Regions from separate parts of the Homo sapiens genome. Here region 2 is linked to region 1. The links are chromatin contacts, found by Hi-C or POLR2A ChIA-PET in ENCODE. All regions are on one chromosome and are shown on one strand. Each heading gives the region's core, a stretch centred on a gene start or an enhancer-like site at or near the end of the contact. The rest is flanking DNA. Distances are from core to core; before and after follow the strand shown. Region 1 holds the start of TNFAIP8 (TNF alpha induced protein 8). Region 2 holds the start of HSD17B4 (hydroxysteroid 17-beta dehydrogenase 4).

Evidence for each region. A loop is a pair of places that touch in the nucleus more often than their neighbours do. ChIA-PET counts read pairs that join two places held with the same protein, here RNA polymerase II (POLR2A). Pooled maps may share reads with other maps.
Region 2: a loop to region 1 is called in a map with no recorded cell type, with 4 times the contacts of the local background. The contact joins the promoter of HSD17B4 here to the promoter of TNFAIP8 in region 1. A Hi-C loop is called at or near these places in 2 of 37 single-sample maps with no recorded cell type and 11 of 50 pooled maps. POLR2A ChIA-PET finds 5 or more read pairs at or near these places in 4 of 52 experiments (MCF 10A, PC-9, T-cell and 1 more).

What each region holds. Positions count from the first base shown.
Region 1 is chr5:119,353,628-119,360,091 of GRCh38, reverse strand. It overlaps TNFAIP8 (TNF alpha induced protein 8), which reads right to left and starts at 4,073. Exons shown (of 2, transcript NM_014350.4): 1 at 3,971-4,073. The coding sequence starts at 4,001. It overlaps LOC102723444 (a long non-coding RNA gene), which reads left to right and starts at 4,319. Exons shown (of 5, transcript XR_007058912.1): 1 at 4,319-4,394; 2 at 5,726-5,837. RefSeq lists silencers at 3,387-3,446, 3,244-3,538, 4,167-4,326 and an enhancer at 4,977-5,116.
Region 2 is chr5:119,447,660-119,454,553 of GRCh38, reverse strand. It overlaps HSD17B4 (hydroxysteroid 17-beta dehydrogenase 4), which reads right to left and starts at 2,057. Exons shown (of 24, transcript NM_000414.4): 1 at 1,921-2,057. The coding sequence starts at 1,978. RefSeq lists an enhancer at 1,907-1,956.

The sequences.
Region 1 (6,464 bases), core at 2,824-5,323:
TCAGAAGTGAGGGGAAAAAAGCTCCAAATGCATTTAAGTTTACAGAGCTGGAGGTGTCTGGCAATGCCAAGTTATCAAGTGATGTCCACTGTAGAGGAGAGAGTATGATAGATCTCTAAATGGATTTTCCACTTTTAGTCCTTGTCAGCACACAACACTCCAAGCCTAATGACTACATAAAAGGAAACAGATAAGCACGTCAAAGTCCGGTGTTTAAGAGCATATGCTGTACCTTTTACATTATGTATGACATCAAGGTCAGCTATACCCCTTGGTTTCATCAGAGCTGAACCACTGCTTTAACCTCCTTTTCTCTTCATTCCCTCTGCAAAGCAAAGGCTGGGGAAGGGCAGGAATAGGGGAGAAAACTTACAAAATAGTCCTTAGTGATGAATGATATTATATAAGCTGCCACACCATGTGAGGTTAAAACAGAGTACTACACAGTGTGGTAGCTTATAAAATATCATTGGGATTCTTATTACAGAAGAGGATATTAATCACCACTACGGAACAACTAAACTTTTTTTTTTTTGCCAAGGATTAACTTTAAAGAATGGAGACCATTCACTCAATCTACAACATTTAATGAGCACCTTTTACTCTGTAGGTCCTAGACATACAGCGGGGAATAAAACAGACATTGTTTTTCCCTGCAGAGCTTGTGGTCTAGAAGAGATGTTAAGCAGTGTGGGGAGAGCCAGCAAGGAAAGGAACAGGTGCTCTGAGAGAGGGCGACAGGGGATCTGAGTTTAGGTTCAGAAAAAGCCTCTTTAAAGAGCTGACCAAGAAAAGGAGGTCAGGTGGAGAGAAGGATATTTTGGGCAGGAAGACCAGCAAGTGCCAATGTCCTAGAATGGGGAGCTTGAGTTCTTCTATATGCAGAAAAGAAGGAGCCAGGAAGGATATGGGCTGACTGGTGTAGGAGGAGCCCAAGGTGGAAGGCGGGGCATTCTGCAGTAGGAATGACACCTGTTCCACAGACACAGGGAGGATAGATGTGGACGGAGATGAGTCTGTCAGTCTGGGAACAGGACGTTGAGGGAGTTATCTAATGGCTACTGTTTTCTTTGTGAAATAGCAGGCCTGGTGAGGCATGAGAGTAAGAACTGGGTGAGGTGGTGGTGGGAAATGGCTACTATGGGCAATGGAGGAGCGAGCCAGACTCACTCACCACTCAATCCTCACTCTTTTCCAAGTCCCCACAAAGTGACACCTCGCCCACCCCTTAACAATGGCTTTCTCAATTTCTGGTATCAATGCTTCAACATCCAGAGCAAAGGAGCCCTGGATGCCTTGATGCTTAGCACTAGAAAGATTCTCAGAGATCTCAACTGCCACTCACTTTAACTACTTCATAATTAAGCAATTTACTCAGGAAACAACTAAATGCCAAATACACGGCTATCAGCCTATCTCCTCAGGAAGCCCCATCCACTGGAAACTGTTGATATCCTCTTTTTAATGGTAGTCACCTTTTTAAAAAAGTGAGTTTCTTCTTTCATTTCCCCTTCTTTCCTATTTATTCTATGTCTGAATAATTTAAACTCATTCAGTTTTTAATAAAGCAAGGCCTGGATTATTTTTCTCTGTTTAATACCCAAGCACAATCACTTATTCATTGTTAAGCAGGAAAAATTAAATCAATTATTTAGGAGATGGCTATAGGCTGGGGACAAATATCCAGCACCCCTGGCACAGAGTCAAGTATGTTTTAAGCTCTGATGGCTTAACAATATCCCCAGTCATTTGCTTCTACATTCACGCATATGCAAAAATATGCTGGCCTCCAAGGACTTAGATTCAACCCCAAAGTATACTAGTCTCTCACTACAGTTGAGAAAAATGACTTAAAAGTATCTCCTCTTACAGCGTATCAGGCATGAAGCATCCAAAGGCAGTTTTCTTGCAATACAGACATTCTTAAGAACTCATGGTGATCTCACACTAAATGGGATACATAAGTTCACCAGGATGAAAAAAAAAAAAAAAGCTACGTATAAGAGGAAAAGGACTAGTAACGATAGAGAAGATAACTGAGTTATTTACACAACATAGCTCGCTTCATCGACATCTGAGTGGTGGTAGCTAACCAGAAGGTTCTAGATTACAGCCAATGAACCAGCCTTGGAGAAAACACACCCAAAACACACAGACACCTATCCTTCATTTCCTGGCAGAAGCTATATGATTCTATCTGATTAATAAAGTGTTCAATCTCCCTCAAGAGTTATTCAGTATCCCACCCTAATTGCTATCAATTTAAAATTCTACTACCTCAGATTATTTTAAAAGAAACATTCTGGGCTTTCTTTAAAAAGCAGAGCGCCATATCATTTGTGGCCGATCTGCAGAATGTAAATGATGACAAGTGGAGGGAAGGTGAGGAACAAGCAGAAGGGGCCCCATTAACCTCTTCATAGGCCAGTTTGCAGGCTGCTTCCAAACTTAAAACCAGAGAGCTGGGCCCTCGAGGAGGGAAGACTGTGGATGTTGCTATGGGAATGTATAATACACACTTTGGGATACTGTTTTTCCACTTTCTCTCCCACTCTCTCTTTCTCAAAAGACAGGGAAAACACACCTGAGAGAAAACGCCAGCTTAAGTGCTACTTGTAATTCACACAGAAGTTCACCCTTGAGTTCTCTCAGCCTGGTTCCTATTTGCCTTCAACTACCTTTGACTTTGAATAAACTGCTGGTATAAAGACATAGAAAAGAAAAGCATCTATCAGCACACAGCTCCATCAGAACACAGGACACGGCAAGAAAGCATTACTCCCCCCATACTCCACATCAAACTCAAAAACAATGCTCCTGGCTGTCATTTTTCATTCATGCCAGCCCCGTATTTCTATTAAACAAACCTCCTTTTTATTGACTATTTCCCTCACACAGCATAATAAGGTAAACGTGAGCCCACAAAGACTACATGGTGAAACACAAAGCTTTCCTCTGGGAGGGGAATCAGTAAAAGGCAGAAGAGGACAAGTTTCAAGGGCTCTTCCTAACTGGTGTCTACCAAATGGAGAAATGATGGGGCTGCTCCTCTGCCAGAACTGCTGTGATTGACTTGAAATTAACCAGCTTTCCAAGAGACTACATGAAAAGAAAGAGTATTTCACAATCTTGAATAGTCTCCTCTCTTACTCTCTAATTTTCCCCAACCACCCTTACTCCCACCCCCCACTTACAAGAGAACTTTTGTATACATAAAGTTTCAAGGAACAAAGCATACAAACACTCACACACAAATAAACTCCCCAAACTAACACCAGCGTATAATTGTGTTTTGGTTGGAGCTTTTCCAGCCCTGTCACCTGTTCTCTGTTAGGAGTAAATGAAACCCTTTGCTTTTGCGAAGTTAGAAACAGACAAACTCTTCTCAGTTTCAAGCTGCACAAGGACCCCCTCATATCTTTCAGCCCCCTCAAACCCCCAACGAAATGAACTCACTGCTGAAAACCCAGCAATGAAAAAAAATTAATCTATTTCTCAAATACAGATTTTCGCTTCCCCTCACTCAGCTTCCCCTTTTAGCCGGAAACATATAGCGTTTCTAATTTCTCAAACCCCTTTTCAAGGGACCCTCCACTCAGGGCTCTTCCAGGGATCCCGCTTTCAGTCTTTCTGATGCAGGCAGGCAGCCCTTTTCCAAGCACATTTTGCATTCTTGGAGTCCAAGTGGGGCTCTTTCGTTTCCAGAGAAAGCTAAAAAGCAGACTTAGTGGGCTGGCTGAACTAGGTCCGACTTTTCCTCCCCTCCCCTCTGAACGGCTGCGGGGGGAGAAGGGAGCCCAAGATGAGACCCGGGCTCCGCTTATCCAGCTCCGACTTGGCTTCGAAGGCGCAGGGCAAGCGGACAAAGTGCCCACCGCTCACTTTAAAACTCCCATCCTCTTCTACCACTGCCTTCCTCCAAATTCCTCCGCAGAACTTGGCCGGCCCCCAGGAGAAACCAGAATCCTACCTTCCTTGGATTCTTCTGCTTCGGAGTGCATAATGTCAGGATAACCAGCTGCAGGGGCGATTACCGCTCACATGTACTCGGACGAGCCGCAAGTTCGCTCTGCAGCGAAATCCGCACACGACGGAAAATAAAAGGAAGAAAGCCACTAAAATCAAAACCTCCCCGGGGCGGGAGAGCGGGTTCTGGTGCAGGGATTTTCAGGGGGAAAGTTCTGCAAGAGTGACGAATCGCGTGTCAGCTGGGCGGCGGGAGTCCGCCCCCGGAGCCGCGCGCTCGGGCCGGCAGCCGGGCGGAGGCGACCTGGCGGGGCTGGCTCGGCCCGGGCGCACGCAGGTGGGGCACAGGCCCAGACGGCAGCCGACTCTCCCGAGACACAGGGCCGAGAAGAACCGTCGGCAAACGCACCAGACGGGCGGAAAAAAAGGTATAAAAAGAAAAAAAAAGTCTCATCTCAGAGCACACTGTAGTTTTACATAAATAGCAAATGCATATAGGGTAGAACCAATGCCTCTGTATTTTTGGATTACATTTTTTGATGCCCATTTGACTTTGTCTTGGAGTCTTGCAACCCAAAAATTACGGATTTTAAAGCGGCTTTGGTATGTTATTTTTGTAGGAAAGTCGCATGGATATCGTCCATGGGGTTGCAAGGACCAGCTTAAGAGAGCACAATTTCACAAGTCCCAGAGCGGGGCCTTTTGAAGAAAGTGGAGCGGCCTCCACCCTTACCTTTGCACAGCAAAAGCAGACGGGGCTGCTTACTCATTCAGTATAGCCCCGGGCGAGCACTGGTACTCCAAGCACAGCCCGGGCACTCATTGCTGCAGTTACTCCAAAGGGCCTTCCTCAGGGGGAGAGCACGGTTCCCTCCCGGCTACCAGCAAAAACTGGGGATGAATTCCTTCAAAATGCCAAAGGGGAGGTTTTCAGGATTTGAAATGCTGATAGAATAAAGAAGCCGGACAGCCTTCACAACAGATCTCAATTCTGCCCCCGGGTCTGGCCCACAGGCCCCTACAAATTGGCTGAGAGGAAGTCCCCTTAGCTCTGTGGAGCCTTGGTTTTCCCTTCTGCAAAGCGGGGACAAGAGCTGCCACTGATAGGCCTGTCTTACGGAGGTATTTTGTAGAACACTTGTTTTATCGCCAGTCTGAGGCAAAAAGTCCTCAAATAACATATCTGAAAGATCCGCTTGGAAATTATGAGAAAAAAATATACTCTTTTGACAAATTTATTTTCCAGTTCGTTTCTTTTTCTTCGTTTCCGATTTTATATAGGCAAAAACCAATAGAAACACTATGGCAAATTTAGTGAAAAGAACGTACAAAAGACATGGATTTAAGGAGTCTGAACTTAAATCCAGTTCTGCCATCTATCATTTGTATGACCTTATGCAAATTAACCTCTCTGAGCCTCCAGTTCCTCATTTGTAAAATGAAGATAAAAATAGTATTATTTACTTCACAGATTTATGTCTGTATTAAATAAGGTAATATAAGCACAAAGGGATTTGAAAACCATAAGGACTACATAGATTATTACCATTGCACCATTAAAAGTAAATTTTTATAAAACATACTCTTGGGTTTTATTTCAGTATTGACTTTGAACAGAAAAGAGTGCTTATGCTATTCACAAGCAGTGAAGGCTATTATAAATATTAATGTAAGAGGTCTAGATATTAAATCACATCCTACTGCTGAGAGATTCTAACCTGCCTAAGATTCTAACATGTTATCTCAATTTCACTGAAAGAGCAGGATGAAGGGAGGAAGATATAGCCAGCCAGAGAAGGGAGAAGAGGAGAAACATCTGGAAAATATCAGTGTTGCAGAGCCTCCCGGAAACTGACCTCGCCACCGAAAGGGTAACAGACTGCACCCTTCCGAAAGTCACAGTTAACTTCATGGTCCCCTCTGCCACACATCCTGAGTCAGGAGCTGCTGATATGTATACCTTGCACTCAGTAATCTCAGACTTATGGGGAGATACACTGAGATGAGGATGATTCTGAACCCAAAGAAATGCTCCCTCACCAGTCACAAGTGGCTTTTCCTGTCCTGCCCAAGTCAACATTCTGCCCCTCTCTCCCTATACCATCTATCCTTGCCCTTCCTCACTGCAACCCAGATGTCCACAGATAGTCCACAAGAGATCTTAAGGGATCTCACCAGGGCCGTGTGCTACACAAGAGAGCTTCCACTGATCTATAATTGGGGTAAAGCAACACCTTTTCAAGGTGATGATTATGCAAATCCAGACAACCCAAATTTCAGGCCCAATCTGCCTACAGCAGAATTACTTTCACTCTCTTCTTTTAGAAAGTACCCTTACAAGAAATATTTATTAAATGTCATTTTGCAAGTCCAACTGGGGACAAACCACATAAGATATGTTAAAATACATGTCCTTTAATGTGCTACTTGTTTTACAACTGCTGAATGAATAGTTCAAGCGCTCCGTCAGCCTTATAATTCATTTTAGATTCATGTTA
Region 2 (6,894 bases), core at 808-3,307, 96 kb before region 1:
CAGAAGGATCACTTGAGGCCAGGAGTTTGAGACCAGCCTGGGCAACAAAGCGAGACTCCATCTCTTGAAAACATTTAAAAATTAGCTGGGCGTGGTGGCACATGCCTACAGTCCTAGCTAGTCTGGAAGCTGATGCAAAAGGATCACTTGAGCCCAGGAGTTCAAGGTTACAGTGAGCCATGATCGGGTCACTGCACTCCAGCCTGGGTACAGAGTAAAACCTTTAGCTCTGAAAAAAAAAAAAAATTTAATCAACTCTGAATGGGTAAGAGAGAATTTAACCAGTTTATGAACAGCAGGTGCTAAGTTCATAACTGTCTAGTCACAACTCATTGTTTCACAAAATCAATTTTGTGGGTTACAATTACAATTTATAAATAAAACAGAATAGAAAATAAATTTCAGGATGCATTGCCTGTACTACACACTATATCATGAACTGGTTTTAAATACAGATGTATGTGCTTGTGTAAGTGTACTGAGTACTGGTGTAAAATGTACTGCATACCATGTGTAAGTATGCTAATGGTGTCAAAAGAAGCAGTCCCTATCCTTGAATGATTTTCAGATATAGCCCCTGAAAAGGAAAGTCTCCTTAGCGATGGCAAAAACGTCTTAGAATGTAATCCCTGGACCTCCTGCATGAAAATTATCCAAGAGCTGTCAAAAAAGATTTAAAACACCAAGCGTTGTAAAATACATTATTTACAATAAAAGCAAAGTGTAAACAAAATGTTTTCCTAAAAACATTTAGAAGGTATGACTACACCCAAATACATGCCCATGCAGAGATAACCAGACAGCTATGGGTATAAAATACTTGGCTATTCATCAACACTGAAAGCATTTTCTGAAAGGCAGCATAAGAAGCCACTTTATCAATACAGATATGAAAGTACATAGGAATTAATTGACAGAATTCCAGTTTGTAACGTTTAATATATAACTCAAATAATTCATGCATTAGGGCCTTTCCAGGTATAAGGTACTACCAGTGGAGAATCAAAGGTGCATAATGTCAAGATCCCTGCACTTGGAGGTTACAGAGGTCACCCACTGGTGAGAAACTAATGTAAAATCTCACTGCACAGCATCTATGTTGGTATGAATGGTTTGTTTTAATTTTTTGTACTTTAAAAAATGGGGCTATTTCACATAACAATTTTCCATTTTGCCGCTCCTGAAATACAGGCAACTTTCCCACTGGCCGGTCCACTTCGGAATTCTCTGCTCTCCAGTTCCTCAGATGTGCCCATCCTACTCCCATTTTCTTTCTCCATCATACGCCTGACCCCTGTGCGCATTTGAGCTTACAACCTCTGCCAAGACTCCAGTGGATTTCGAGAACAGATTGTGACTTGCTAAGCATACAAACTCCAACGGGGAAGGGCTCTTATCAGACGCCCTCTTTAAAGAAGGTCCTCTCACGAACTTAAAATCTTACGACAGAGGGAAACAAACACTGAACGACCGAATGACTTTTCAGGAGCTGACATCTCTGCGCTTCAGGGGGCGAATTCCAGCCCCCGCCCCTCGCGGCTTTTCAGTCCTTTAAAAGACTAGGCAAAGATCTAAGAGAGTTAATTGCAGGAAGAGTAACAATCGATGCCCACAGATAAGGGTCAGGGAGAACTTTCACCCAGTTTTGCAATCAGCAGCCCAGCCTGGCCTCTCCTCTCAGGCAGGACCTTGGGAAGCCCACACCGGGGTGCTGGGGAGAAGCGGGCTGTACCTGCTTGAGAGACCAGGTGTTTCCGGCTCTTTCCTCCTCAAGAGATGCGGTGCCTCAAGAATAACCATTCCCCTCCCCACCACCTCAGCGGGGTGACCTCAGCTGCGGCTGCGCGCGTATGCCGGCCCGAAAAGAGCAGCCAGCTGCGCCTCAGCAAGGGGCGCGGCCTCCAACCTTCGCATGCTCACCTGCCCCCGCGCCGGTGACCAGTACCACCCGCCCGTCGAACCTCAGCGGTGAGCCCATGAATAAGGCCTGCAACGACACACACACGAACAAGCAGAGCCGCTGGACGCCGACTGCGGGACAGGAGGAGGCGGGGAATGGCGGGGGCGGGACGAGGGTCAGTGACTTGCCGATTTCTGGTAGGAAGATGAGCGCAGAGCGCGCGGCTCCCTTGGAATCCTGGGAAATGTAGTTAAGAGTGACTCCACTCGCTGGAAGACTTGCCTTCCAGGGGCCATTTCTGCGGCTGGAAGCAATGGGAGCTGCTAGGACTTGTGTAGAAGAATAGTTAACTCGACACCTTGCGTTCATCTATTCACCTGTCGTTTCATCATTCACTCAATAAACGTTTTCTGGGTTTAGTTGCTGACCTAGAGAAACAGCATGCGGCCCCTATCCTTGAGGGGCTTCCAGAGATAGCCCCTGGGAAGGAAAGTCCCCCTTAGGGATGGTAAAGATTTGTCAGTGTAATAATCCCTGCACTTCTACATGCAAACATCAGGGGACTGTCAAAATGCAGAGTCCTGGACCCCCACTGCTTACCTCCCAAAATAGAATCTCAAGGGGCAAAAACATTTTGACAAGTGTTCCTAAATGATCTTGCGTTTGTATGTTGAGAACAGTCATAGTTCAATCAACATTTACTGAGCATCTCCTGAGTTTTGATAGGATCCTCAAGCTACTCAGAGTCAGATGGTAAACTTTCAATAACGGTGCAGCCTAGACTTGTGACCAATGTGTGTAAGTGAGCTAATGGTGTCAAAATAAACAGACCCTATCCCCGCTGGGGAGAAAGAGGAAAAACTTTCTGAAGGAGGACCAGGACCTAAAGTGGCGACCCCTGCAAAGAAAGAAGGGCATTACAGGCAGCACAAACACTAGCTAGGTTTGGGGAGAAAGAGGGTAAAGCCACAAAAGCAAAGCCAGCAAGATCATGTTTAGATGTTTGAATTTTGTGCTGAAAACGGTTTTAAGTAGGATTACTCCAGAGAGTGGTGGGAACACATTTACACTATGGAAAGATCACTTTGCCCATTATGGAGGATTGATTGGATGTTGCGGGAAGTCATGGACCCCAAACAGAGGGACCTGCTAGAGCCGCAGCAGAGGAACATAAATTGTGAAGATTTCACGGACATTTATCAGTTCCCAAATAATACTTTTATAATTTCTTATGCCTGTCTTTACTTTAATCTCTTAATCCTGTTATCTTCGTAAGCTGAAGGTGTACGTCACCTCAGGACCACTGTGATAATTGTGTTAACTGTACAAATTGATTGTAAAACATGTGTGTTTGAACAATATGAAATCAGTGCACCTTGAAAAAGAACAGAATAACAGCAATTTTTAGGGAACAAGGGAAGTCAACCATATGGGCTGACTGCCTGCGGGGTTGGGCAAAAACAGCCATATTTTTCTTCTTGCAGAGAGCCTATAAACGGACGTGCAAGTAGGGAAGATATCACTAAATTCTTTTCCTAGCAAGGAATATTAATATTAATACCCTGGTAAAGGAATGCATTCCTGGGGGGAGGTCTATAAACGGCTGCTCTGTCTTATGTGGTTGAGATAAGGACTGAGATATGCCCTGGTCTCCTGCAGTACCCTCAGGCTTACTACGGTGGGGAAAAACCCGGCCCTGGTAAATTTGTGGTCAGACCAGTTGTCTGCTCTCGAACCCTGTTTCTGTTGTTTAAGATGTTTATCAAGATAATACATGCACTGCTGAACATAGACCCTTATCAGTAGCTCTGCTTTTGCCCTTTGTCTTGTGATCTTTGTTGGACCCTTATTAGTAGTTCTGCTTTTGCCCTTTGTCCTGTTCCCTCAGAAGCATATGATCTTTGTTCTGCTTTTTGCCCTTTGAAGCATGTGATGTTTGTACCTACTCTCTGTTCTTACACCCCCTTCCCTTTTGCAACCCTTAATAAAAAACTTGCTGGTTTGAGGCTCAGGTGGGCATCACGGTCCTACTGATATGTGATGTCACCCCCGGCAGCCCAGCTGTAAAATTCCTCCCTTTGTACTCTTTCTCTATTTCTCAGCTGACTGACACTTATGGAAAATAGAAAGAACCTATGTTGAAATATTGGGGGCAGGTTCCCCCAATAATTAGAGGTGGGCAAGGAGAACATAGAAAAGATTTGGGGGAAATTATGGAAACCAGAAGTAAGGCAGAGGAAATGTTGAAGAAGAAATGTTGAGATAAACTGTATTTGCAAATGGAACTGACAGGGATAGAAGGCAGGGAAATTCTGGGCAGAAGAGGGCAGGTCCCCAGTGAGGGCTCCAACCTCAAGCCTGAAAACACAGCCCAAAGTGAGAACATGCATCCCTGTTTTCCCTCTTGAATGTTGCCTTTTCCAAAACCACCTATGGTCCCCCTGCCCCCCATCCTGTGCCCATAAAAACCCCAGGCTCCAATGGCAGAGAGGAGAGGAGAGAAGAAACAGCTCGACTTCAGAGGTATGGCTTAATGGCGTTGCTCCTGGGGAAGATCACCTTCTCACTCCATCCCCTTTTCAGCTCCCCTTCCCATTGACAGCCACTCTCATCGGCAATAAAATCCTCTGCATTCACCATTATTCAATTTGTTCCTGTGACCTGATTTTTCCTGGATGCCAAACAAGAGCTCAGGTGCCACAGGTGTGACACTAAAGGCTGTCACACTGACCCTCTGCCCTCACTGGCAGAGAGCAAGTGCCTCACACCAAAAAACAGAGGGCCTACTGAGCTGTTTAACATTTAAGCCATCAGTGGATGGCAAAGTTAAAAGAGCACTGTAACACACACCCTCTGGGGCTTCAGGGGCCTTAGGTACCCCTCTAGACACTGCCAAGGGCCACATAGAGTTTTGCTCCTGCATGCACTGGCCCCAGCTCCTGCACCCACTCACCTGTGCTCCCCGTTCCTGTGGAACGCAGTGGGACCCAGTGAATGGAGTCCACCCCTGCCAGACCCAAAGCGGCCAGCTAGTTCTAGATCCTATGTGCTCCAGTTCCTGCCCCCACCCATGAAGGGGTCAGGAAAATTTCCTGCTTCAGAACTAGTCTTTTTGATTAATTAGATGTAGATATGAGAAAAGAGCAACTGAAATAATCCTATATTTTGATTTGAAAATCTAGATTACGATGGGCCATTCATCAAAATAAATAGTGGAGAAAGAGTGGCTTTGGAGGGGTTATGGCTTCAATTTTAGACAAACTGCATCTGTGAAGGGGAAGCAAAACTATGGCTAGAGACACCTAGCAGACAGCTATGGTTCCAGAGCTCTGACAGCTTGGTTTCTGTTATAAATAAAGTTTTGGTGCCACAGAAGAAATAGCACTCGAATATAAAATTTTTTTTTCTTCTCAGCAACGCAGTTTACTTCTATAGAAGGTTGCACTCTCACAGATGGAGCAATGGTGAGCGCACACCCGGACAAGGGAGGGGAAGGGGTCCTTATTCCTGATGCATGTGGCCCCTGCTGCTGTGTCATTCCCCTATTGCCTAGGGTTAGTCCACACAGGTTAAACTAATTCCAGTTGGCTAATTTAAAGAGAGTGACAGGGTGAGTGGTTTGGCAGGAAAAATGGTTATGACAGAGAGGACATCGGAATGAGCCAGGGTAGAGAATGAGCAGGTAATCAGAATGAGACAGGGTGGAGCAGGTAATCGGAAAAGGTTGCTTTACGAGGAAGTTAAGTTTCAAAGTAGAAGGCAAAGAATTGAATACACTGACATACTGATTCTTTTAAAAGAAATTTAGAACTCATATCTAACAACTCCTCCTCTTGCATTTCCTTACAGCTCTTTCTCTTCAAACTTCTTTAACATGTCTTGGCTTAGTTGTTCTGCTTGATTTTCCAAAAGAATAAGCTTCTCTGGATAAGGTGGAGGATAGTTAAGGGAGGATTTAGTAAGTGCCATTTCTATGAGCCTCTGCACCAACCCACAGATGTATGGTATGATACAGCACCCAACAAGAGTAAGTACACCCATTACGGCTGCAAGGGAAGTTAAGAATTGAGGCTATTATTCCTTTCCATTTACCAAACCACTTTTCTAGGCATCCTGTAAAGGGCCCATTTACCCTTAGTTGCTGGCTAACTCACTGGACAGAGCAGTCAGACCTTGCAATGCCTTTGTTATACTTCCATTAGGGGCGGTATTGTTTGGGATGAAGGTACAACACTGAGTTTTAATCATGATGCAAACTCCTCCTCTTTCTGCTAATATCATGTCTCAGGCTATCCTATTTTCCCAAGCCATCTGGCTAGTAGCCCCTAATTGCTCAGCTATTCTTTTAACAGCATCTCTAGGGTAGTTAATAAATCGCTGTTGGTTGCAATAAATGTAGTTTATCAAACCTACATTTTTATTAATTGTAACTTACCAAAATACTGGCTGAAATCCTGCAGCTATTTGATTTTGGGCTTTAAATTGATCTGGTATTCCCAGTGGGACTCCAATTGCGTCTAAATAGACATGAGAGTTGAAAGACCCATAAGGGGCCTCTTTCACTTTACGATGTCTTATTTTTCCTTCCTCCAGTTGATGAAATGCCAGAGTAAAAGAGATAACCAATTGAATTAGACCATAAGTACTGCTCTAATTATTTGGCAGAGTGTCCAGTAAAGGTCCTCCCTAATACCACCATACAACCAGTCAGGGATGAATAAGGGCAGACTGTTGGGTCAGCTCTTGGAAGTGCCTGACTTCCCTGCATCCTGTTAAGTCTCCAGGGAATGCCAAATTTTTCCCCTTGTCATTGGAGACATGAGGTAAAATTGGCTTTGGAAGATGGAGGCTGGATGGCCCTTGGGGGCTGACCCACAGCGTGTTGAACTTCAGGAAATAGCAGAGAAAGAGCTTGGCACAATTTGTTATTCCAGGCGGTAGAATCTTGAAAAAGAGCTACCATGCACTCCATGTCCAGTTGATTTGAGGACCAT